Regions from separate parts of the Homo sapiens genome. Here regions 1 and 3 are each linked to region 2. A link is a contact called in ENCODE Hi-C or POLR2A ChIA-PET data. All regions are on one chromosome and are shown on one strand. Each heading gives the region's core, a stretch centred on a gene start or an enhancer-like site at or near the end of the contact. The rest is flanking DNA. Distances are from core to core; before and after follow the strand shown.

The links. A loop is a pair of places that touch in the nucleus more often than their neighbours do. ChIA-PET counts read pairs that join two places held with the same protein, here RNA polymerase II (POLR2A). Pooled maps may share reads with other maps.
Region 1: a map of naive thymus-derived CD4-positive, alpha-beta T cell shows a loop between it and region 2 (13-fold over the local background). The contact joins the enhancer-like site here to the promoter of SNX8 in region 2. A Hi-C loop is called at or near these places in 1 of 168 maps with a recorded cell type or tissue (naive thymus-derived CD4-positive, alpha-beta T cell), 1 of 37 single-sample maps with no recorded cell type and 8 of 50 pooled maps.
Region 3: a loop to region 2 is called in a pooled map, with 7 times the contacts of the local background. The contact joins the enhancer-like site here to the promoter of SNX8 in region 2. A Hi-C loop is called at or near these places in 4 of 50 pooled maps. POLR2A ChIA-PET finds 5 or more read pairs at or near these places in 3 of 52 experiments (H1, OCI-LY7 and WTC11).

The regions. Positions count from the first base shown.
Region 1 is chr7:1,918,948-1,922,441 of GRCh38, forward strand. The region is part of intron 17 of MAD1L1 (mitotic arrest deficient 1 like 1); the gene reads right to left. Among named protein-coding and RNA genes, the nearest start is that of MIR4655, 76 kb to the left of the region's middle. Within about 2 kb of position 1,309, at least 6 of the 41 ENCODE cell types and tissues checked have a DNase peak (open chromatin) inside an H3K27ac peak, as active enhancers do.
Region 2 is chr7:2,313,135-2,316,725 of GRCh38, forward strand. SNX8 (sorting nexin 8) reads right to left here and starts at 1,307. Exons shown (of 11, transcript NM_013321.4): 1 at 1,194-1,307. The coding sequence starts at 1,287. RefSeq lists silencers at 983-1,222, 1,323-1,592 and enhancers at 1,411-1,911, 1,912-2,412.
Region 3 is chr7:1,960,496-1,963,762 of GRCh38, forward strand. All of the region lies in intron 15 of MAD1L1 (mitotic arrest deficient 1 like 1), which reads right to left. Among named protein-coding and RNA genes, the nearest start is that of MIR4655, 120 kb to the left of the region's middle. RefSeq lists an enhancer at 806-2,005. Within about 2 kb of position 1,601, at least 3 of the 41 ENCODE cell types and tissues checked have a DNase peak (open chromatin) inside an H3K27ac peak, as active enhancers do.

The DNA of each region.
Region 1 (3,494 bases), core at 59-2,558, 390 kb before region 2:
GATCCTTCCAACACCCGTCCTGTCTCTGGGTCACCCCAGGCTCTGGCGGCTCTTGCCAGCAGGGCAGTTCCCTCCGGCCCATGCCGCCGTGATCCGGCCCCTCCCCAGCAAGGACAGGGACCTCCTCCTATCGTTCAGTCCCAGGAGTCTGCAGAGATCGTCCGCCTGTCACGCTCACCCTTGGTGCGGGGACAGACGCTCACAACTGCCCCAGGACCTGGGCCGGTGGTCCCGTTTCTCAAATGGGGAAGCTGAGATGCAGAGAGAAAAGGGTCCACCCAGACCCCCAACTGTTACGACGTGGAGCAGGACCTCCATCCAAGCCTTCTGACCTCAGGCTCCCAGGCCGTCCAACACGGCTGCCCCGGCCTCAGATGGACACACGGTGTGTTGGAGCCAGGGACACCTGCAGCCTGCAAGGTCTCCTCTGCCTTCTCTCCCTGACCTGGTGCAGGAGGTCCAGGTGGCTGGCACTGAAGGCAGAACTGTAAAGCCAAGCCTGCCGTCCTCGCTGGGGACCTACCACACAAAGGGAGGACCGCACTGGGGAATGGGCTCATTGGGAGCCACTTTTGTTTCTCTACCCACCAGCCTGGCTCAGCTTCTACCAAATGGGCTCCTGCACGGGCCCAGAGGCCAATGGGCTCAGGCCACAGCCGCCATCGTCGCCATCACCATCATGCTGAGCACACATCATGGGCCAGCGGTGCCTCTGCTATAAACACACCCTCCACAATGACCGTGATTGGAGTGAGCCACATGTCAGAGCTGAGAGAGCTGAACCCAAGGTCACATGGCTGCTGGTGCAGAGCTGGGACCATGGCCCAAGTCCAAAACAGCTGACAGTGTGTGGCAACCCCTCCTCCATCAGCTCAGGAGCAACTTTGCTTTGGAACTGAAATTTAACTTTGATCAACAAAAAGAAACTGCAGATGACTCTGGGGAGGGAGCTGAAGTTGCAAAGTGCCCAGGGGTGGCAGGGCGGAGTCAGCCTTACCCACACCCCTCCTCCAGTCCACCCAACGCTTATAGAGGGCCAGTGCCAACAGCTCCAGTGACACGGAGGTCCCCAGTGACACGGAGGTCCCCAGGAGGGCGCACAGCAGGGCTGCAGCAGCGTTAGGAGACAGCAACCCCCAGAGTCAGAAGCCGGGGCTGTGTGGGCCCAGCATCCCTGTCCTTCCCCAGTACATGAGTGCTCCTGGGTCCCCGGCTTGCCCCCAACCCTGCAGCTCTCGGGACTTGCCTGTCATTGCGTGAGCCAACTCCCTGTAACAAGCATCTCCGTGTGCGTGCGTGCGTGCGTGTGCATGTGCGTGTGTACACACATTCTACGAGTTCTGTGTTTCGGCAGAACCCTGCCCAGTAAGCTCGCCCGGGGCTGTGTTGTCTGCAGATGGAGCAGCGACAGTGTGTGGGAGGAGCAGGGGCAGAGAAAGTCGGGGAGACTCGGCTGCCGTGGCAGCCTCACACTGTGTTGTGGACCCAGCGATTCCTCAGAGGCACCAAGGGAAGTGGTTAAAACAGGAAGACCCGCTGCACGCTCTCACCCACGGGAGCGGGGGGAACCCATCGCATGGAGTTGGGGGAGAAGGAGGGTGCAGGTGTGGGGTGGGCGGGGATGAACGGAGGCTGGTCAGTGGGTACAGACGCACAGCCAGATGGAAGGAGTAAGACCTCACGTTCCACAGCCGAGTGGGGGCGGACTACAGTCAGCCACATGTGCTGTCTACTTTAAAACAGTGAGAAGAGAGGACAGGAGGTCTTCCCAACACTTAGAAATGACCAGTCCATGAGGTGACGGATACCCCAAATACCCCTGTGTGGCCACTGCCCATTCTGGGCATGCAAGACAACATCACCTACACCCCATAACGATGCACGAACACTGTGTATCCATTTAAAAACCGACAGCAAAAAACCCTAATCTTCATTGACTGAATAAAAAAGATTCACGGGACATCCGGTCCAGACAGAAAAGGGTGCAGATTCATGTTCCCTGCTCCTCCTGCAAAGCTCGGCTCTGAGCCCTGGAGACGACGAGACAGGCAACCCAAAGAGAGGGTGGGGAGGTGGGAAGAGGGCGGAGAGGCGGCCTGGAGCCAGCAGTGGGGACTCAGGACCCCTGCCCAGCAGATGGCAGCCCAGATGACACACTCCTGCCTGGACCGGAGCCTGCAAAGGGAACCCCGGCACGCTGCGGGTCTGAGACGTGGTATCGGTGAGGGAGGCGGCCCTGAGGCGCCCTTCCCTGCTCAGACACAGACGCTGGAAAGCCAAAGATTCTTCCACTAGATTAACCTATAACTTCAGTGTAATTTCAGTAAAAAATAAAACCTTGATACCTTTTTTTTGAATTTGACTAATTCTTTTTTTTTTTTTCTTTTTGGAGACAGGGTCTATCTCTGTTGCCCAGGCTGGAGTGCAATGGTGTGATTTTGGCTTACTGCAACCTCCATCCCCCAGGTTCAGGCGATTCTCCCACCTCAGCATCTATAGTACCTGTAGCTGGGACTACAGACACCCTCCCGCCACGCCTGGCGTTTTGTGTTTTTAGTAGAGACAGGGTTTCACCTTGTTGGCCAGGCTGGTCTTGAACTCCCGACCTCAGGTGATCCACCCGCCTCAGCCTCAGTGCTGGGATTACAGGCATGAGCCACCGCGCCTGGCCGTGACAAAGTAATTCTAAAATTAACTTAGAATAATAAACAGGTAAGAAAACCTTTAAGTCAAAAAAAAGGATAAATGAAATTAAAAAAAACAAAAGATCTGAATACAGACCCGATTTTGCCTAAGTTTTAATAAAGATGAAGGTATAAATCTACGGGGAAGGAAGGATTCTGAGATAAATGGCCCTAGGGCAATTGTTTAGTGATCTGGAAAAAAAATCAATTTAGATCTCGACCTCATACCATACACCAAAATAAGTTTCAAGTAGATTAAATCTTTAAATATAAAAATAAGCTCAAAGAGCCCAGAAGAAAATAGAATTATTTATCAAATCACTAAAGTACTTACTAAGCTTAAAAGCAACGGAATTAACAGATAAGAGAGAACCTGAAGACGAGGGGTTCAGGTTCTGGGAAAGATGAAGAAACCAATCAGCCCTGTCTCTCCCTGAGGCAGCTCTGACGATGGAGGGAGTGCAGCCAGCAGCCGACTACAGACCTGGAGAGCCACAGGCTGCAGGCGGGCTGAGGTCGGAACCCAGAACCACTAGCATCACCAGCCCAGCGGCGAGCGCCCTGCTTCCAGCTGCGAGAGACATGCAGCTGGACCTGGCCGCGCCGCGTCTTTACTGCGCTGCACCCCACGAGCCACGAAGGCAGAGTCTCCATTCACACAGACCTCCCACGCCTCGCCTCAGCAGCTTGCCGTTGTCGGCGTGCTGTGGTGTTAGTGATGCCTGCAGATTTCATCTTCAGAAGAGTGAACAGAAACGGCATGTTTTTAATTTCGGTTTCCACATGTGCACTGCTATTGTGTAATATTTA
Region 2 (3,591 bases), core at 57-2,556:
GTGATCCGCCCGCCTCGGCCTCCCAAAGTGCTGAGATTACAAGCGTGAGCCACCGTGCCCAGCCATGTTTAGCCTCATTAACCCAAATCCCTTAAAGAGAAATACAAGAGGCCAGGCGCGGTGGCTCACGCCTGTAATCCCAGCACTCTGGGAAGCTGAGGTGGTTGGATCACCTGAGGTCAGGAGTTCGAGACCAGCCTGGCCAACATGGTGAAACTCCGTCTCTACTAAAAATACAAAATTTAGCCGAGTGTCATGGTGGATGCCTGTAATCCCAGCTACTCAGGAGGCTGAGGCAGGAGAATCGCTTGAACCCGGGAGGCGGAGGTTGCAATGAGCCGAGATCGCACCATTGCACTCCAGCCTGAGTGACAGTGAGAATCTGTCTCAAAAAAAAAAAAAAAAGAAAAGAAAAGAAAAAGAAAAAAGAAAAAGACAGAAATACAGGCCAGGCACGATGGCTCATGCCCGTACTCCCAGCACTTTGGGAGGCCAAGGCAGGAGGACCGCTTGAGGCCAGAAGCTCCAGACCAGCCTGGACAACATAGCAAGATCCCATCTCTACAAAAATAAAAAAAATTACCGGGCGTAACTGCACGCGCCCGTAGTCCCAGCACTTTGGGAGGCTAAGGCGGAGGATCACTTGAAAGAGAGAGAAAAGCAGCTACACATCTATAGATTCGGTTCACAGATGAGAAAACAGAGGTCCCGAGAGGTGAAATTACTGGCCCAAGACCACACAACCGACAGGAGCTTGGGAGAGAGGATGTGGCTAGGAAAGGCGCCCAAGTCCGGGGAAGTGGCCCCCAGTGCCATCGCTCAGCGTGACCAGGCAGGGCAGAAGAGCAGGGCACCAGGAACGGGGCGAGGAGGAAACTGTCCCCGAGGACGCCTCTGAGAGCCCCGGGAAAGCGCCTCGGAACGCGGCCAGCTGTAACCTGGACAGGGCTCTCCCGGCGCAGGAGGGCAGGGGACCCCGAGGGACGGAGGCGCGAGAGAGCACGGGGACCCCCAAAGGACAGGCGCGCAGGAGGGCAGGGGGACCTCCGAGGGACTGGGGCGTGGGGCCGAACGCGGGGCGCGGGGGCAGGAAACGAGTCGGGGACCAAGCGCGGCGGCTGAGCCCCGTCCGCCGGGGGTGGTCGGGCCGCGCGCCCTGGGCAGGTGGGGGCTACCGCCGCCCCACGCCCTACCTGACGCCGGGGGATCCGCCTCCTCGTCAGCCTCCGCCTCAGCTGCCGCCCCGACTGCAGCCGCGGGCAGCGGGTCCATCGCGCGGCCAGTCATGTGAGCCCGCGCTCCCACGTGACTTCCTCCCGCGCCACCCGGCCGCGCAGCCCTGCCGCGCCGCGCCCTCGCCCCGCCCACACCCCGCCTGGTCACGCCCCCTCCCCCGCGCGCCACGCCCACAGTCCGCCCCTGCGGGCCCGCCGCGCTCCTCGCCCGGCCTCGCCACGCCTACAACCCGCCTAGCCACGCCCACATGCCCCTCCCCGTCCACGTGGACACGGAGCCTGCTGGTGGCGCAGGTTACCTCCCCTCAGGTTGGACCTCCGGACTCGCAGGTGCACTACCTCAGGCGCAAGCCTGCACCCACCGCACCCTCATTCACTCCCATCTCTCCTCGCCCAGTCACGCCCTTGTTCGCTCATTCACCGGTTACACTGGGGTTTTCTGACTCGCACTTCCTCATTCATCCACTCACCCACTCATTCGCTCACCCACGCACTGCATCCTGCATTCATTCATTCACCCACTCACTCACTGCATCCTACATTCATTCATCCACTCACACACTCACTCACCGCATCCTGCATTCATCCAGCCACTCACTCACTCACTGCATCCTGCAATCATTCACCCACTCACTCACTGCATCCTGCATTCATTCATTCACCCACTCACTCACTGCATCCTGCATTCATTCATTCACCCACTCACTCACTGCATCCTACATTCATTCATCCACTCACACACTCACCGCATCCTGCATTCATCCAGCCACTCACTCACTGCATCCTGCATTCATTCATCCAGCCACTCACTCACTGCATCCTGCATTCATTCATTCACCCACTCACTCACTGCATCCTGCATTCATTCATTCACCCACTCACGCACTGCATCCTGCATTCATTCACCCACTCACCCACTCACTCACTGCATCCTGCATTCATTCATTCACCCACTCACCCACTCACTCTCTGCATCCTGCATTCACTCATTCACTCACTTATTGCATCCTGCATTCATTCACCCACTCACCCACTCACTCACTGCATCCTGCATTCATTCATCCACCCACTCACTCATGCACTGCATCCTGCATTCATTCATCCATTCACTCACTCACTCACTTACTGCTTCTTCATACGTTCATTCACCCACTCACTCACTGCATCCTGCATTCATTCATCCACCCACTCACTCATGCACTGCATCCTGCATTCATTCATCCATTCACTCACTCACTCACTTACTGCTTCTTCGTACATTCATTCACCCACTCACGCACTGCATCCTGCATTCATTCATTCACCAACCCACTCACTGCATTCTGCATTCATTCAGTCACTCACTCACTGCATCCTGCATTCATTCATTCACCCACTCACTCACTTACTGCATCCTACATTCATTCATTCACTCACTGCATCCTGCATTCATTCATTCACCCACTCACTCACTTACTGCATCCTGCATTCATTCACTCACTCACTAACTGCATCCTGCATTCATTCACTCACTCACTAACTGCATCCTGCATTCATTCATCCACCCACTCACTCACTCACTGCATCCTGCATTCATTCATCCACTCACTCACTCACTGCTTCTTCATACATTCATTCACCCACACTCACTGCATCCTGCATTCATTCACCCACTCACTCACCCACTCACTGCATCCTGCATTCATTCATCTACCCACCCACTCACTCATGCACTTCATCCTGCATTCATTCACCCACTCACTCACTCACTGCATCCTGCTTTCATTCACGCAACCACTCACTCACTGCACCCTGCATTCATTCACCCACTCACTCACTGCATCCTGCATTCACTCACCCACCCACTCACTCACTGCATCCTGCATTCATTCATTCACCCACTCACTCACTCTGCATCCTGAATTCATTCACACAACCACTCACTCACTCACTCACTGCATCCTGCATTCATTCACCCACCCACTCACTGCATCCTGCATTCATTCATTCACTCACTCACTCACTCATGCACTGCATCCTGCATTCATTCACGCAACCACTCACTCACTGCATCCTGCATTCATTCACCCACTTACTCACTGCATCCTGCATTCATTCACCCACTCACTCACTCACTGCATCCTGCATTCATTCATTCACCCACTCACTCACTCACGCACTGCATCCTGCATTCATTCACACAACCACTCACTCACTGCATCCTGCATTCATTCATTCATTCACCCACTCACTCACGCACTGCATCCTGCATTCATTCACACAACCACTCACTCACTGCATCCTGCATTCATTCATTCACCCACTCACTGAGTCACTGCATCATGCATTCATTCATGCAACCACTCACTCACTCACT
Region 3 (3,267 bases), core at 351-2,850, 350 kb before region 2:
AAAGCCAGAGACGCTACTAATACCAGAAATAGTAAATTTCAGAGCACATATTATTACCAAGAAGGTAACTTATAATAATAAAGAGATTGATTAATCAAAGGAAAATAATAATCCTAAACATGTGTGTGCTAATAAAAGAGCTGCAAAACAAATGAAGCAAAACCAGCCAGAAATGCAGGGAGAAATAGACGGGTCCTCAATGACAATCTGAGACTTCAGTATCCCTCTCTCAATAGCTGATAGAACAACGGGCAAAAAATCAGGAGGACAAGGACCACATGATCAGCCAACTTGACCTATTTCACCTGGATAAATGCTTCGACTCTTAAGAGCAGGAGACCCAGTCTTTTCAGGAGCACTTGAACTATGTACCAAGAAGACCTCATGCTAAACCATAAAAGAAGGCTCAGTCTATTTAGGAATTTCATAATTCTAACTATGTTATAGGACCATCATGGAATTAAACTAGCAATCAGCACCAGAAAGTCATCTGGAAAATACTACTGACAAAAGCATCCAACACCATGAAATACACAGAGATGGAACGGAACAGGCCAAGAAAAACCTGCACGTGACAAGCTCCGAGCACTGTGAAGAGAGCTCCAGGGCAACCTCCACACAGGGAGAGAGAGAGGCCTTGTCCACAGGCTGGGAGACTCTGGGTGTTGGGAACGCACTTCTCCCCCAAATTAATCCACAGAATCAGCAACCTCAGTCAAAATCCCACAGGCTTCTTTGTACAAATTGGCAAGCTGATTCTAAAATTCATATGGAGATGTAATGGACCTAGAATAGAGAAAACAACATTGACAATGAAAAAGGAGGGGCTACCTAATTTCACCAACTACGTTAAAGCCGTAGTAATCACAACAGTGCAGTACTGGTCTGCAAGACAGACAGACCGATCAAACAAAACAGAGTCCAGAAATAGGAGCACAAACACAACCAATTTTTGAAAAATATATGAAGGCAATTCAGCGTAGAAAGGACAAACTCTTCAACAAATGGTTCTGGAACAACTGGGTGTTCTTGGGGGAAATAAAGAATTAAAATCTTGTACAATAAATGAAAATCCTGCTCAATCCTGAACCAAAAGTTACAAAGTTATTAAAAGAAAATACAGGAGAAAATCTTGTAAATTTGGGACAGCCAAAGATTTCTTAGCTATGATACCTGATAGGGTTTGGCTGTGTCCCCACCCAAATCTCATCTTGAATTGTAGCTCCCATAATCCCCATGTGTTGCGGGAGGGATATGGTGGGAGATAATGAATCAGAGGGCAGTTTCCCCCATACCATTCTCGTGTGTTGTGGGAGGGACATGGTGGGATATAATGAATCACAGGGCGGTTTCCCCCATACCATTCTCGTGTGTTGTGGGAGGGACATGGTGGGAGATAATGAATCACAGGGCGGTTTCCCCCATACCATTCTCGTGTGTTGTGGCAGGGACGTGGTGGGAGATAATGAATCACAGGGTGGTTTCCCCCATACCATTCTCGTGTGTTGTGGGAGGCCTGTGGTGGGAGATAATGAATCACAGGGCGGTTTCCCCCATACCGTTCTCACGTGTTGTGGGAGTGATGTGGTGGGAGATAATGAATCATAGGGCGGTTTCCCCCATACCATTCTCATCTATTGTGGGAAGGACACGGTGGGAGATAATGAATCACAGGGATGGTTTCCCACATACCATTCTCGTGGTCGTGAATAAGTCTCACAAGATCTGATTTTATAAGGGGTTTCCCCTTTGGCTTGGCTCTCATTCTCTCTTGTCTGCCACCATGTAAGATGTGCCTTTTGCCTGCTGCCATGATTGTGAGGCCTCCCCAGCCATGTAGAACTGTGAGTCCATTCAATCTCTTTTTCTTTATAAATTACTCAGTCCGGGTATGTCTTTATCAGCAGCATGAAAATGGACTAATATCCAAAGGATCATATATAACAGAAAACATTGAAAAATTGGACTTTATCATAAAAAAACTTCTCTTCAAAATACCTGATGAAAGAACGAAAAGACAAGACACAGACTGGGAGAAAATATTTGGAAAGCAAATAATCTGATAAAGGCCTTGTATCCAGAACATATAAAGAGCTCTCCCAAACTCAACAGTAAGAAAAATAATCAAATTTTAAAATGGACAAAAAAACAGGTGCTTTACCAAAGAAGATCTACAGATGACAAGTGAGCTGAATGAAAAGATGTTCAACATCATTAGTCATTTGTGAAATAAAAAATAAAAGGCCACAGTGAGACATGACTGCCAACCTATTAGAAAGCCTAAATGAAAACCTTTAAAAAACTAGCCGGGTGTGGTGGTGCACACCTGTAGTCCCAGCTACTCAGGAGGCTGGGGTGGGAGGATCACTTGAGCCCAGGAGTCAGAGGCTGCAGGCAGCTATGATCCCACCACTGCACTCCAGCCTGGGCAACAGAGCAAGACCCTGTCTGTAAAAGAAACATTTAAAAAAATAAAAGAGGGACTAAGGAAAAAGACTGTGCTGCATGCTGGTGAGGAGAAGCTGCACACCAACTACTCTGGAAGACGGGCAACCTCGGAACACGTTACACACGTGACCGCCAGCCACTCCACACTAGGCGTTTACCTGAAAGAAAACGAAGTCGATTTCTACATGGGACTTTATTTATAATATCCAGCAGTTTCAGAATAGCCAAAAACCAGAAAAACTCCAAATGTCCATCGCAAGGGAACGTATAAACTGGTGTCTCCATACGACAGAACACAACTCAGCAGTGAAGACAACACAGCTGTGTGCACAGTGATCTCTCCCCCAACCAGCCATGCTGCGTGGAAGAAGCAAAAAGAGGGAGACCACATGCTCCAGGACCAACGCCATGCCCAGAAGACTCGACAGCCGCCCGCCAATCTACAGTGATGGAAAGCACGTCGGCGGGTTTGGGGTGGGGAGAGGAGGCAGGGAGGAGGGATTCCTGTCAAACAAGAGCACATGTCTGGGGGTCTTGAATATGAATGTGGTAACGGCTCCATGGGTGTATGTGTGTGTACATGCAAATTCACCACACTGCACTTGACATCGCGCAGCTTACTGCACACCAGTTATACCTCAGGAAAGCTGTAAAAACCATACTGTAGTGAATGACCTCTGACATCTGCTTCCTGCTTGTACGGCGCACCTGCAGGACATGCTTCCGGAGGCGAGGCTGCTGGCCAGGGGCAAGTGTCTCTGTCATCCCAGCAGACGCCGTGCGCTGCCCTCCCTGGGTGTCTGGGGCACTCCCACTCAC